Regions from separate parts of the Homo sapiens genome. Here all the other regions are linked to region 1. Evidence: chromatin loops called from intact Hi-C (ENCODE). Cell type or tissue: endothelial cell of umbilical vein. All regions are shown on one strand. Region 1 overlaps MCF2L2 (MCF.2 cell line derived transforming sequence-like 2). Region 2 holds the start of LOC107986160 (a long non-coding RNA gene). Region 3 has its middle 15 kb from the start of SNORA63E.

Region 1 (5,000 bases):
ATATTTACCCTTAGAGTGTGTGAAGTCCTCATCTGTCCCACCTCATCCTATCATGCTTTGTTCTATCCTAGGAGACAAAGCAGGAGGGGGGGCTGCGGAGGTGGGGGAGTCTCATCCAAGCCCTTGGGTGACACGTCTCTCCTGAGACAAACTGCAGCTGCTCTGGGTGTGCCCTCGCCTGTCTCCCTCCAGGCCCCGGGTTCCTGCCAGCAGAGACAGTAACCTATTCACCAGGTATCCCCCAGGGCTCCTGGAAGAAACTCAGAATTCTCAGAACCAGAAAACCTTAGAGAGCATCCTGCAGGCAAAGCCCCTGGTTCTCTGCGGAGGAAAGTGCGGCTCACAGGGTGCCCCGCCAGGGATGGTAATTGACCACCAGGCTGTGTGCCTTGTGGGGACTGGCTTAAGGCCCTGTGGGAGCTGAGTCAGGGCCAGGACCGGGGTGTCCTGACTCCTAGAGATCATGTTCCCTTCCTCACCCAGGCCTTCCAGTCCCAGCCCTGGGCTTTTATTTATTTATTTTGGAGACAGAGTCTGGCTTGTCACCCAGGTTGGAGTGCAGTTGTGTGATCACGGCTCACTGCAGCCTTGACTTCCTGGGTTGAACTGATCCTCCCACATCAGCCTCCTGAGTAGCTGGGACCACAGGCACATGCCACCACACCCAGCTAATTTTTGTATTTTTTGGTAGAGATGGGGTTTTACCATGTTGGCCAGGCTGGTCTTGAACTCCTGAGCTCAACTGATCTGCCCACCTCAGCCTCCCACAGTGCTGGGATTACAGATGTGAGCCATCATGCCCACCTCCTGGGCTGACTTTTGCTGTCTTACATCATCTGCATATTTAATCCCCTGCTGGATTCACTGGTCATGGGCTCTGAGGCCCTAAGAGTCTTAGGCACTAAGGAGCTGGCAGCACTGAGGGGACCCCAAAATCTCAGACTCAGGATCTGGCCAGTCACAGGCATGTGAGGGAACAACTGAGAGGCCCATTGCCCCATGGCAGGAGAAGGTGCTCTGGAGTCAGTCAGACCTGAGGGCAGTCAGACCTGATTCTCACTCTGTCACTCACTAGCTGTGTGATCTTGGATACATCACTTAACCTCTTGAGCATCAGCTTCCTTATCTCTAAAATGGAGATAATAACATCGATTTTGCAGTCTTGGTATGAGGATTAGCAAATCTTCTGATAAAGAAAAATGCCTGGTACATCATAGGAATTCAACAAATAGTACCTGTTATGATTATTGTGTATAGCAATTACAATAATACTAAAGAGAGGGTCTCAAAACAGCTCTGGGCACTCCAGGTGTGCTATTATTACTTACATTTCAGGGAGGTTTGTCTGCCATTGTCTCATCCTCATAAACACTCAGGGAAAGAAACATTATAAGGATAATAAATGGCTTTAAAAAGAAACAGAGCAAACACACACACACACACACCCCTCAGAAAAACCATGCCAAACACACAGGCTCTTGACAAATATTCAATCTGATTATAGCAAAACTGTTTTGTTTTGTTTTGTTTTTTTGTTTGTTTTTGAGACAGGGGTCTCGCTCTGTCGCCCAGGCTGGAGTGCAGTGGCGTGATCTTGGCTCACAGCAACCTCCTTCTCCCGGGTTCAAGCAATTCTCCTGTCTCAGCCTCCAGAGTAGCTGGGACTACAGGCACATGCCACTATGCCTGGCTAATTTTTGTATTTTTAGTAGAGACAGGGTTTCACCATATTGGTCAGGCTGGTCTCGAACTCTTGATCTCAGGTGATCCACCTGCCTTGGCCTCCCAAAGTGTGAGATTACAGGCGTGAGCCACCATGCCCAGCTGATTATAGCAAAATTCTAAGTGATAGTTGTATTCTTGGAAAATGAATGGAACGACTTTTGTCCCAGCCAAGATCTAGTGGTGTGTTGGAGCAGATACACCCTGAGTCTCTGGGGCACTCTCAGTCTATGTATCAGATAAGCATAAGGAGTATTGGTGGAGAAGGACAAGAATGGGAAAGGTGGGCGATGAGAATTCCTGCAGATAAGGACTGGTGAGAGTATTCTCTTTTGAAACCCTTAGTCGACAATCTTTCTGGTGCATATCAGATAAGCTGAATGGTTTAGGAAATCTAGTGTTCACATTTAGTGCTTAGAATTCTAAGCTTTTTTATTTTGCTTAAACAAATGGAATGAAATTTATTAACAAGTGAACCTAGTAATGAGCTGAAATTATTCTCACCAGCATACATATTTTTGGTAAATTATAGACTTTGAAGACAAAATCATGGTGTTTCCCTTACTGTCCAGTGGATGGCACAAAGAGACCATTGTAGATCCTGCTGGTTCAGCGGTAGCTCTCAATCCATAGATATTAAATGGGCAAATTCTATTTTTATTGTCTTTCAAACTAGATTTTTCTCAATGCACAACTTTTTTTTTCTTTTTCTTTTTTTTTTTTGAGACGGAGTCTCGCTCTATTGCCAGGCTGGAGTGCAGTGACACGATCTCGGCTCACTGCAACCTCCGCCTCCCGGGTTCAAGTGATTCTCCTGCCTCAGCCTCCTGAGTAGCTGGGGACTACAGGCGCATGCCACCATGCCCAGCTAATTTTTTTGTAATATCAGTAGAGACAGGGTTTCACCATGTTGGCCAGGATGGTCTCGATCTCCTGACCACGTGATCCGCCCACCTTGGCCTTCCAAAGTGCTGGGATTACAGGCGTAAGCCACCGCGCTTGGCCAATTATGCACAACTTTTTAAGGACCATCTCTATCACATGAACTAAAGGATATCATTTTCACTTGGGGGTGGGAAGTGGTGAGCTGCTTAAAAGCAATGCCTAAACCCCCTGGGCTTTCCTTCCTTTCACTTGGAAGAACCAGGGGGTAACTAACTGCTAACAATTCCATGCTTTCAGAGATCTAGGCGCAAGCCTAAGGGCTTCATCTCATTTAATCCTCATGGCAAGACTGTACAGTATTATCTCCATTTTGTAAAATGAATGATAAAAAGAACTTAAGCACAGACAGGCTATAGAATCCATCCAAAGAGATGGAGCTGCACTTGAGGCTGGGTCTTTGAGACCTGAGTTTGAGCCCTTCATCATTGTGTTGTGTGTGCTGCTAACCAATTTCCCCTCTCTGTCTTCTAGGATTTAATACATGGTGTCACATTCTGTCTGATCCATCCCAGTAGCTCTCCAGAGCTCCCAACAGGAGAGAGTTCCAAAATGTTTCCAGGGGTACTAGGCTCGGTTACAATATTTTGCTTGGTGGCCCAGAGTATAAACGTGGATATCTTAGGCTGGTCTATAGCTGAAACGTCTATTTCATTTGCAAGCCTATCTTTGGCTAAGAGGAAGTGAATCATTCTTGAGAACATCTAATTAATTGCTTTCAGATTCCACATGTTGACATTCTCAGGGCACATTTTTTTTTTCCCGTGCATTTCTGTTGTCAAAGTCCCTGCCAGCTCCTAAGGCAGTCTGAGCTGGCTGTCTTAGACTTTCAGAGCTGCTGGAAGCTTGGGGGAGGGAGGGGCTGTAGGTCAAAGAAACTTTATAACCTAGCTTTACCTCCCAGCTCAGCCACCAGCTGCCCTCAAATGTTCTGGATTGGAATAAGCCCAAAGATGAGTGGCAGGAGGGAAGGGCAAGCCAATACGTCTAGTTTGGTTCAGTCAAAGCCTTGCCCATTTCATCAGAATTTTAATGGAAAATTTCCAATAAGATTAAAATATAAGGTCACCCCAATTTTAGTATGGCTCCATTTAAAAAAAATCATGCATATCTTTGTTTTGCAATGGGGCCTTACTCTTGCCCAGGAGAGGTGCGGTGGTACAATCATGGCTTACGGCAGCCTCAACCTCCTGAGCTCAAGCAATCCTTTCACCTTGGCCTGCCAAATAGCTAGGATTACAGACACCCACCACCATGCCCAGCTAATTTTTAAAAAAAATTTTTTGTAGGTCCAGTGCAGTGGCTCATGCCTGTAAATCTCAGCACTTTGGGAGGCCGAGGCAAGCGGATCACCTGAGGTCAGGAGTTTGAGACCAGCCTGGCCACAATGGTGAAACTGCCGTCTCTACTAAAAACACAAAAATTAGCGAGGTGTGGTGGTGGGCACCTGTAATCCCAGCTACTCGGGAGACTGAAGCAGGAGAATCAATTGAACCTGGGAGGTGGAGGTTGCAGTGAGCCAAGTTCGTGCCATTGCACTCCAGCCTGGGCAACAAGAGTGAAACTCCGTCTCAAAAGTTTTTGTGGAGATGGGGTCTTGCGATATTGCCCAGGCTGGTCTCAAGCTCCTGGATATCAAGTGATCCTCCTGCTTTGGCTTCCCAAAGTGTTGGGATTACAGGCATGAGCCACCACAACTGACCAAATCATGCATTTCTATAGACAACGTCTGCAAGAAGATATTAATGGTGATTATATCTGGTTATGTTGGATTTGTATTTTTATTTGTACTTTCCTGTATTTTCTAAATTCCTGACATTCTACATGTGTACTCCTTTAATAATCAGAAAAGGAAACTTAAAATAGTTAAAACCAATTGGTCAGATATGTAAAATAACCCACCATCTCTCCAGAGAGGGCTGTTTGCTAGAACTTATTTTCTTCATTGAAATACTAGAGTGCCCCAATAAGTTTGAATAACACAAAAAAAAAGATAATGAAAGTAACTAAATTATCTAGGCCCAAAAGGAAATGCCACAAAAATTGGCAAAGAAACAACCATGACGTGCTATACCGGATAGCTCCTAGGCCCCCTTGGAGACCCTGAGGTACCCGACGAGGGACCTGTAGTAAGGCTGGCAGACAGGTTCTTCCTCTGTTAGCTCTGAGGTACAACAGTTATTCTCATTTTTATGTCTTTCACATGGCCAGAACTTTGCAAATCAGAGGCAAAGTGAATTCAGAATTAAAAATTTTCAGCACCATCCAAGTCAGTAAAACAGTCTTAGCTTATAACCTTTATTTTTTTTATTATTTTATTATTTTTTTATTTTTGG
Region 2 (5,000 bases), 100 kb after region 1:
CCTTGATGTCCTTGTGAGGAATTACTTTCTCTACCACATTATATATTCCTTTTACTGTAGAAACGTCATTCTGCTTTATATTATAAATTATTAGAAATATGTTGTTTCCCCCATGAAAGTTTCAAGTTTCCTGAGTTTAGGCCTGATGATACAATCATTTTCATATGACTCACAGCAATTGCCTTAGTATATATTAAATTGAGCTGAATAAGCCATGTACCCAGTTGAACACACCAAATATTTTAGTGATGTCATTTCTTTATTGGTGAAAGAGCAAGGCCAACGTTGATCTTAATGTTATTCTCTCTTTTATCTTATTCAGCTCCCTCAACAAAAATACATTCTCATAGATTAATGTAATCACCACCTCACTCCTCTCAACTTTAGACCCTATACTAGCCTGAGAAATCCAGATCCAACTTAATGAGTTCTCCTTTATCCCAAGTCCTCATGACCTATAAATGTAACCTCTAGGACAATGTTACAAAGAGTGAGATCTTTATACCACCTGCATTCTTGTCACCAAACGTGTAAGTTAAAAATTCAGATTCTGAGTGTGGTGACTCACGCCTGTAATCCCAGCACTTTGGGAGGCTGAGCCAGGTGGGTCACCTGAGGTCAGGAGTTCGAGACCAGCCTGGGCAACATGGTGAAACCCTGTCTCTACTAGAAATACAAAAATTAGCCAGGCATGGTGACAGGCACCTGTAATCCCAGCTACTCTAGAGGCTAAGGCAGGAGAATCACTTGAACCTGGGAGGCGGAAGTTGCAGTGAGCTGAGATCACTCCATGGCACTCCAGCTTGGGCAACAAAGTGAGACTCTGTCTCCAAAAAAAAAAAAAAATTTAGATTCCAGGACCCGACCCTACACCTCCCTAATTAGAATCTCAGAGAGTGGGGCCCTGGGAATCTGCATAATTCATAACCTTCTCAGAGCTCTGGTACACAAGAAACCATGAGAATCTTTGTTCTGGAAACTTCAGAGAACTTGGCTGAGGGCCACCCCAGGATTTGGTGGCGTCCCTGAATCTCCCATTAGCTCTGACACTGACTAGACTTCAAATATCACAGAAGGCAAGCATTGAAGTGTGTTTATATTCAAATAGTTTTCTTGTTGAGAATCAGAAATATTAATAAAACTTTTGGGAGTCAAAGTAATGAGAAGACAAGGAACTGAACTTGCCCCCTGATCTGTTATCATTTGGCAGTAAGGTACATATTCAACAATAGGATAATTCTGTATAAGACCTGAATCTGACCTTCTTTCATCTTTCACACTGACAATTCTGTCTCTAAACACAGGATTAAATGAGGAACTAAAATTCACCAAGATCCTGCTAGGTGTCAGGTACAGTGCTAGCTGCTTCCACACATTTCTCATTTAATCAGCCACCTGTGAAATTGCTATGATTTATCACCATTTGGCAGAAAAGGACATTTAGGGCACAAGAGATTAAATAAGCTGCTGGTTGGGTACATTAAGTATTAATAAATAATCAGATAGATAAGTTAGGTAGTTAAGTAAGCTGCCAGATTAGTAAACAGCTAGTTTCAAATCCCAGCTCCAACATTTACTAGTTGTATGACCCTTGGGGAAACTCAACCTCTGAGTCTCATGGCACTGCTGATAAAACGGAAAACATCATCCTCACAAGGTTCTGAGGACTAGGGATGGACTCAGGTACACACAGCACCCAGTACAATGTCTGGCCTTCAGCCAGTGATAGCAACCCTTCACTCACCTCTCCATTCCCTTCCAGCCCCTGCATTCAAAAACTTTTATTTATTTATTTTTTTAATTTAGGAGGCTCTTTGCTCAGAATCCTGAAAAGGCTTTTGTTACTTTATTTTTTCTTTTTTTTCATCTTCTGGGAGCACAGAATAGGCTTCTGCTCCTTTAAATAACTTTAACAGGCACCAAAGGAACACTGCTAGCTCTTTCTTAATTCTGTAGGTCCACATTTAGGAAAAAGAAATTGTCAGCCTCTGACTTATTTCCAGCTTACAAAAAGGCTGTGATGTTGGCAGCCCGGGGAAAGCAGTTCCCGTGAGTCATGCTTTCACCTTTCAGCCAGTGAAGAACAGGAAATAGTCACATCACTATTGCCAACAAGCACAGCGAATCGCTTCCACCACCGGGCTTTCCCAGATGACGTCAGTGAGCCAAGTGCAGGGCATCACCCTTGCCAGATGGCCCCGGAAGAGTCTCAGCTGCCCTGTCAAGTTTAGCTTCTCAAGCTCCCCAGAACCAGCATGGCAAGGATCACCCCTCCAGAAAAGGAAATGATTTCTCTGATCATGATCAAACCATGTCATAATTTTAGCTGTAGGTGGTGAGTATCAGTGACTGTATTATAGATGGTTTTGGTTCACAGCTATTTTTTTTCTCGGTATATTTACTCTCAAGGGCAAAGGGGTGGCATTTATCACAATGCTATGATTCACTCTACTAGACTGGCTGGGTTTCATTTCATCTTTGAGTTCTAGACCTAAGGCCAAAAGGATGTCAGAATCGCCACCCAGAGCTAGATGCATGCTCAATGCAACCTGGCCATCTCTCTCGGACAGTGGCCACTAAACACAAGCTGCAATGATTATTGTTGATGTTAGTCAATTGATTTGTCCCCCTTTTAATAATCCATGATCCACACAGACATGAATCTAAACCTTTTTTTTGAACCTATCTTTTTCTTACTAGTTTTCTTACATATTTTGGAATAACAATTTCCCTGGTTATAATACACAATGTGTGAAACACTAATTGCATTTATTGGTCCTAAATTCATTCCCAAGTCTAGGATTTGGGGATTTAGTGCACAAATCCACTTTCTTCCTGCTCATGTTGTTCATGACTTTATGGATTCTGCTTACATTTCCTCCCAAAGCCTTGGTCTTTCTAAGCAGAAATCTGACCAGCCTCTGTTCCTACTCTGCTTCCTCCACCACCTTGACTGTTAACATACACTGTTGTGGGAGAAGCTTTTCATTAAATACGCAAACAAATCAACAATAAGGAAGAAAACAACTGAAGCACAGAAGGATGATTGTAACATGGACTTGTGCTTGTTTAACAGTACCCATACTGTTTGGTGAGTTGCCTAAATACAGAGGGAGATGGCAACTTAACAGGATGGGTTTGGAGTCTGAATTAAATAAACAACATGGCAAAAGAAGGAAGAAACCAAAAGTTGGGTGACTAGGGCTTCTTGGATTCTACTCAACACTTTCCACACCTACAGGCCTCTGATTCTATCCCCACCGCTGCTCCTACACTGTCTATGTTTCTCTTTTACAACAACAACAAAAAAATAGCACTTGTTTACTGTTCACAATTATTGAAATAAATCACTCTAATTTGGATTCCTTTATATGAGAACTTCCATATGCTTAAAACTCCCGTAGCATTTTTATAGTGTACAGGTCATAAACATGTTGTCTGAAGATGGGCAAAGTAGGTCGTAGAGATAGGAAGTGAGTTCACATCACGGCGTGAGTCAAGGCAGCAGCATATGAGCTCAGGGGCCAAATCTGAGCTGTGATCATGTGACACAGTCCTCACCTTCAGAGATGACATTCTCCCAGAAGTCCAGGGTGCAGAAATGGATAGGCTGATGTTCACTTTTGAAGAGGACCACAATGAAACCCTTTTAATATTACTCAATGATTCCACAGACCTCCTGGGTGTTAAATCAGGTGAATCTATTTTTAAAAATTGCTATTTACTTTTTTAGGTGGCTGATCAGGACAGTATGAAATTTCATACAGTTTCCTAACTTGAGAAAACATGGTGATGCAATTCCTCCAACCAGGAGGGATTTATGGACAGCGGTGGCTACGTCCTAATCTGCCCAGAATACAGGATGACTAAACAAATTGGCAAACGGACGCAGCTTTCTCTCTCTCTAAGAAAAGTCTGCTGAGAACCCTCGTTCCCACTCTGTTTCTGCCTCCAAGAAGAAAAGCCTAAAACTCACTTTCTTCCGGACTCTTTCAAGGTCAGTGGAGTTCCTCTGGGGTTCATATTCAGATACTTTGGGGATTGATGATGGATCATAAATGTTGCTGAAGTTCATTTGAGCCCATGGCCTCTGGTTTCAGAACCATTCAGCCAGTCAAATATTTAAATTTTAGTGAGGCAGGGGAAAGGGAACCCCTTCGGGGGCTGCTATACAGCAACTTATATTCACAATTCACAATTAAATACACTTCAGTTTCTAAATATATGTTACTTTAAAATTATACAGTGCTTAGCAATTTTCAAATTTTCATTTTGTGCTCAAAATATTTTCAGGAGGTAGCTGTTGTTATACCCATTTGTACAAGCAAGAAACTGAGGTTTCAAGAGGTTATGTTGCTTAAACCCAGATCTGCCTGATTCCAAACCTTATGCTTTTTTTAAACTTCTATTTTGAAATAATTATATTAAGTCACATGAGGTTGCAAAGAAATGGAAAGTCTCATGTCCCCTTTCTCCAAACCTCATCCAATGTTAACATCTAAGAAATTGACACTGGCACAATCCACAGAGCCTATTCAGGGTTCACCAGTTATTCACGCACTTGTGTGTGTGCATGTGTGTGTGCAGCTCTGTGCAATTTTGTCATGCTCTTTTTTTTTTTTTTTTTTGAGACATAGTTTCGCTCTGTTGCCCAGGCTGGAGTACAGTGGCACAGTCTCTGCTCACTGTAACCTCCAACTTCCAGTTTCAAGCAATTTTCCTGCCTCAGCCTCCTGAGTAGCTGGGATTACAGGCATCTGCCACCACGCCCATCTAATTTTTGTATTTTTAGTAGAGACAAGGTTTCACCATGCTAGCCAGACTGGTCTCAAACTCCTGACCTCGTGATCTTCCCACCTCGGCCTCCCAAAGTGCTGGGATTACAGGCGTGAACCACCGCGCCCGGCCTGTCATGCTCTTTTTATACATGAACCATACACTGTTCTGCCAATTTTAAATATGAAGGCAGATTACAGAAATAAATAAAATGATTTTTCTTT
Region 3 (5,000 bases), 280 kb after region 1:
CAGAATACTTTTTCTGTTTCCTTTTCCAATAATATTCTCTAACTACCTGCAGCCAGTTTAGGGCATCTGTCTTGTCTTTTATATAGTAATAAAACTGAACACATTCTAGTGTAAAAATTCACTTTGCCTTGCTGCGCTGCTCTTATACAACCCCCATTACACTGATTCCCGGTGCCAGTCCATGAGGACATCAAGCTCAGTATCCTCTCAACAAAAGTATTTGAGCATGGAATACTTGGGATTTACTTAGGAGCAAGAGCAGGTTTTCAGACTTGCAGGAATTTGTTTCCAGCTCTCCAAGGGTGCCCACTCGCTTTGCAGCCACAGGCTTGTTTTGACTGATCAGCTGTTTGTCAGTCAGGTCCTTTGCTTCTGTTAACATATGGCTGGCAACAATGATAGCTGTCTTGTAGGCACAATCTAAGGAAGCCATCTCCTTCCATTTTTATAATGTCAGAATTTCATTAAGTGATTCTGCACATTTTGAGAACATTGAAAAATGACCAAAACTTTCATTGTGAAAACCCTCAGTATCACGGTAAGCAAATCACACACCCCACCCTTTTTTTTTTTTTTTTTTTTTTTTGACAGTCTCACTCTGTTGCCAGGCTGGAGTGCAGTGGCGCGATCTCGGCTCACTGCAACCTCCGCCTCCCAGGTTCAAGCAATTCTCCTGCCTCAGCCTCCCGAGTAGCTGGAACTACAGGCATGCACCACCACACCGAGCTAATTTCTGTAATTTTAGTAGAGACAGGGTTTCACCATGTTGGCCAGGATGGTCTCGATCGCTTGACCTCATGATCCACCTGCCTCGGCCTCCCAAATCACACCCCTTTTTAACAGTGTTATGTATACAGGATATGCAGGATTTTTCGCAGGTAAGATCTTTGCATTCTGTTAAGAAGTTCATAAACAGAATCGAGTTTGCCAAAATTATATGTACTATCTGCCAAATATATGCAGAGACAGTCAAAGTCCAGTTGGTATTTATTTGGATAAGATAGCAACAATTTTTGTTTTCTCCCATTTTATGAAAATTTTCACAGAAATAAAGAAGATAATTTCAAACTGCATTTTTCAAACCAAGTACCTACAAACGAGGGAGAACATTTTTTTGTTGCTGCTGCAATTTGATATACTGCTTGATACAGTGTAGAAAACCCCTGTAGTAATATCTGACAGATGGCAGTTCTCCACTGTAAGGGGCCAATATATCCATTATCAAAATTTTCCTCTGGCCTGGGTGTGGTAACTCATGCCTGTAAGTCCACCACTTTGGAAGGCCAAGGCAGAAGAATCGCTTAAGGCCAGGAGTTCAAGATTAGCCGGGGCAACATAGCAAGTGATGAATCACTACTAAAAATTTTAAAATGAGCCAAGTATGGAGGCACATACCTATAGTCCTAGCGACTGGGGAGGCTAAGGCAGGAGGATCACTTGAACCCAGGATGGAGGCTGTGATGAGCTATGATCATGCCAGTGCACTCTAGCCTGGTAACAGAGCAAAACCCTGTCAAAAAAAAAAAATCCCTTTTGCTCACCCTTGGGAGATTTTAGTTGGAACCTGAATCAGTCATCTGAATGTGATTTTATTGGGTCTCACAAAGCAATCAAAGAAATGATAATATATGGTCATTCACGTGTTCTGCCCAAACTTATTTAGCAGCTGCTATTTTCAACTGGTAAGTGTCTTTGGGAGGGGATGAAATTTTTGATTGATTTAGAAGGACTTGCCTGTCTGAGCTCAGACATGTGAGATTCAGTCTTCATATATGCTTTCCCATCCCCTTCTTCACCGCTCTTAATCCCAAATGCTTTTCTGTCTAGTGTGCAGAATGTACTGTCTTGTTTATTTACCTTCCTTATCCTTATTTTGTTGTTGTTGCTGCTGCAATTTGATGTACTGCTTGATACAGTGTAGAAAACAGTCCTTCCATCCATCATTAAAATAACAGTCATTTAACTTTCTTTTATGATGATGTTTATATCATGCTAGCTTTGGTATTGTAATCCTTCTCAGTTTCATTTCCTGAACTCTTAGAAAATATGATCACATTACTCACTGTGTTAAAATTAAACTAGCACTATCTCAATACTAAACACAATAGAGAATCCACAGGCCAAATCAAAGATGAGCTGTTGACACTCACACTTATCATGCACTTAGGTCATGAGTTTAAGTTGCATCACTTAGAGTAATGCACACATGGATGGCATCACTCAGAGTAATGCTCAAATTACTTAGAGTAATGCACAAATCAATTATTGTAAACTGCCAACCCTAATGGCCGACATCAATAACCAGGAGGGAAAAAAAGACCATAGCAACTCTGGAAAGCAGTTAATCTATGCTGTATCTATTCACCACTAAAAACAGTGTTGCGGCCAGGCACGGTGGCTCACGCCTGTAATCCTAGCACTTTGGGAGTCCAAGGCGGGTGGATCATCTGAGGTCAGGAGTTTGAAACCAGCCTGGCCAACATGGCGAAACCCAGTCTCTACTAAAAATACAAAACAATTAGCCGGGCATGGTGGCACATGCCTGTAATTCCAGCTACTTGGGAGGCTGAGGCAGGAGAATCGCTTGAACCCAGGAGGCAGAGGTTGCAGTGAGCCAAGATCGTACCATTGCACTCCAGCCTGGGGAACGAGAGTGAAACTCTGTCTCAAAAACAAAACAAAACAAAACAAACAAAAAAAACCAGTGTTGCTTTCAGGCCTATGGGGGAGGGGCTGCCATATGGATTTATACATTTTCCCCAACTTTCCACGCCCGTTGCTTAAAATTGGGACTGTTCATGTACTGGGAAGGGTTTCCTGGGAACCCTGTGGCCTCACTGGGCACACCCTGGTCTCCACCTGCTTACTGTAGCTTCCTGGATACTGAAGGTTTCTGACTTAAAGGTGCTCTTGATTGTGCATTCATAGATATATAACCGAAACAAAGTTGCACCAAACAATATTTACTCTTGCTATAGGTGATACATATTTTCCTGCTTCGTTTTTTCAATTCTGTTGGTGACTCACAATTCCGTGAACCATTTAGTGGAAACCTGCAATTTGAAGAGAACACCAATAGGGGGATCCAAAGTTCTATCCAACTGTAAAGTGATCCTAACGCTTGATCATTGCCAAAACAAAAATAAACCCCATGGTGAAACCCCATCTCTACTAAAAATACAAAAATTAGCCAAGCGTGGTGGCGGGCGCCTGTAATGCCAGCTACTCGGGAGGCTGAGGCAGGAGAATCACTTGAACCCGGGAGGCAGAGGTTGCACTGAGCTAAGATCACACCACTATGCTCCAGCCTGGGTGACAGAGCAAGACTCCGTCTCAAATAAATAAATAAATAAATAACCCCCAAAGTTCATGTAAGTAGGTAACACTATTCAAAAGAAAAACTAGTGTACTGTAATCAGGGGATATTCTATGACTATCAGAAAAAAATTAATTCATTTAATCATTCCATTCTGATTCCAGTTTTCTCTCTTTGTTGAGGAAATAATGAAACCTGCTCTTCTGAATGTTTCTGTCTTCTTTTTTTTTTTTTTTTGGAGATGGATTCTCGCTCTGTCACCCAGGCTGGAGTGCAGTGGTGCAATCTTGGCTCACTGCACCCTCCACTTCCTGGGTTCAAGTGATTCTCCTGCCTCAGCCTCCTGAGTAGCTGGGACTACAGGCACCTGCCACCATGACTGGCTAATTTTTATATTTTTAGCAGAGATGAGGTTTCACCATATTGGCCAGGCTGGTCTCAAACTCCTAACCTTGTGATCTGCCCGCCTTGGCCCCCCAAAGTGCTGGGATTACAGGTGTGAGTCACCGCACCCAGCCTTCTCTGTCTTCTTTATGGAAAATACACTCAAATTTTAGGTCTCTTGTTCTAGTCTGAACAGGCTCATATGAATTAGGAAATGGGACTGGCGTTCTAATTAAAAATCAATCTGATATTCAGAATGCTCCATGAGTCACATCAGTATTAAAGATGAAACTGAATCAGGCTTAAAAGTCATGGTCATATCACCTGAGGTCAGGAGTTCAAGACCAGCTTGGCCAACGTGGCAAAACACTGCCTCTACTAAAAATTAGCTGGGCATGGTGGAGGGTGCCTGTAATCCCAGCCACTCAGGAGGCTGAGGCAGGAGGATTGCTTGAACCTGGGAGGCGGAGGTTGCAGTGAGCCGAGATCACACTACTGCACTCTAGCCTAGGCAACAGAGTGAGACTCCACCTCAAAAAAAAAAGAAAAAGAAAAGAAAGATAAAACTACCTGTAAATTCTCTGTTACATCAATTTCTACATTTTAATTATTTTTTTCTTTAGTTTGTTGTGATCTATTCCTTTTTAAACAAATATGCTCCTGCTAAAACTAGTCCAAGAGCCATACTGACATGTTTTTAAAAATCACAAATCACTCAGTATTTACTGAAAAGCTTGTAATTTCAACTTCACAGATTTTTCTTAGTAAATCCATTGTAGTAAATGACACTGGGAAGCATAAATGGTTACCATTTAGTAGTAGTGATTTATCCTGTCCACCTAAGTAAGAAGGGAACAACCTAAAGTTTGCACTTATAACCCACATTTTAAGTGTAGAAAATGATATTTTCTCTCAGTTTTTGTATCATTTGTTAATTCAATTTGAGAGCTTCCAATTTGTTTGAACAGAAAATATAAAATTCTACTCAGTAGCTGTCTTGGAGTGTTTGGTGGCTGTGACTTGAGCCAGGAAACTTTACCTCAAGTCATGGGCAAAGATTAGGGGCCATTTGGAGCTATTGTCCCTCTAGACACACACACACACACACACACACACACGCACAGAGCATTTGTATTAGAATTAGTTCTTGATTTAACATTAGTTCAAAGACTTTAAATTCCAACTGAGCATAGGTATGGGACAGAGGGAAAATCTGAATTATTTTATTCTCTCTCACTGCTGGCAACGTAAGACCTACTGTCTAAATTCAACAAGATCCCCACCTATTGCTGAAAGATAT

The links. Hi-C counts contacts between places; a loop is a spot of excess contacts. Peaks named below come from ENCODE experiments on the same cell type or tissue, not always from the same donor. Only the 100,000 strongest peaks of a DNase experiment are listed, where the experiment ranks them.
Region 2: a loop joins it to region 1, with 5 times the contacts of the local background. A loop is called at or near these places in 2 of 110 quality-filtered maps.
Region 3: it touches region 1 in a loop (7-fold over the local background); 4 of 110 quality-filtered maps call a loop at or near these places.

Annotation. Positions count from the first base shown.
Region 1 is chr3:183,182,491-183,187,490 of GRCh38, forward strand. All of the region lies in intron 27 of MCF2L2 (MCF.2 cell line derived transforming sequence-like 2), which reads right to left. Among named protein-coding and RNA genes, the nearest start is that of LAMP3, 22 kb to the left of the region's middle. In endothelial cell of umbilical vein, a CTCF peak has its summit at 2,293 (motif pointing right); DNase peaks (open chromatin) are centred at 2,311 and 3,411; H3K27ac peaks cover 364 bases.
Region 2 is chr3:183,283,872-183,288,871 of GRCh38, forward strand. The region is part of intron 14 of MCF2L2 (MCF.2 cell line derived transforming sequence-like 2); the gene reads right to left. It overlaps LOC107986160 (a long non-coding RNA gene), which reads left to right and starts at 2,185. Exons shown (of 3, transcript XR_001741040.3): 1 at 2,185-2,335; 2 at 3,734-3,997. RefSeq lists enhancers at 1,454-2,653, 2,141-2,350, 2,361-2,420. In endothelial cell of umbilical vein, no CTCF peak of the experiment used is centred here; a DNase peak (open chromatin) is centred at 2,120; H3K27ac peaks cover 3,798 bases.
Region 3 is chr3:183,466,445-183,471,444 of GRCh38, forward strand. No RefSeq gene overlaps it. Among named protein-coding and RNA genes, the nearest start is that of SNORA63E, 15 kb to the left of the region's middle. In endothelial cell of umbilical vein, a CTCF peak has its summit at 3,065; a DNase peak (open chromatin) is centred at 3,077.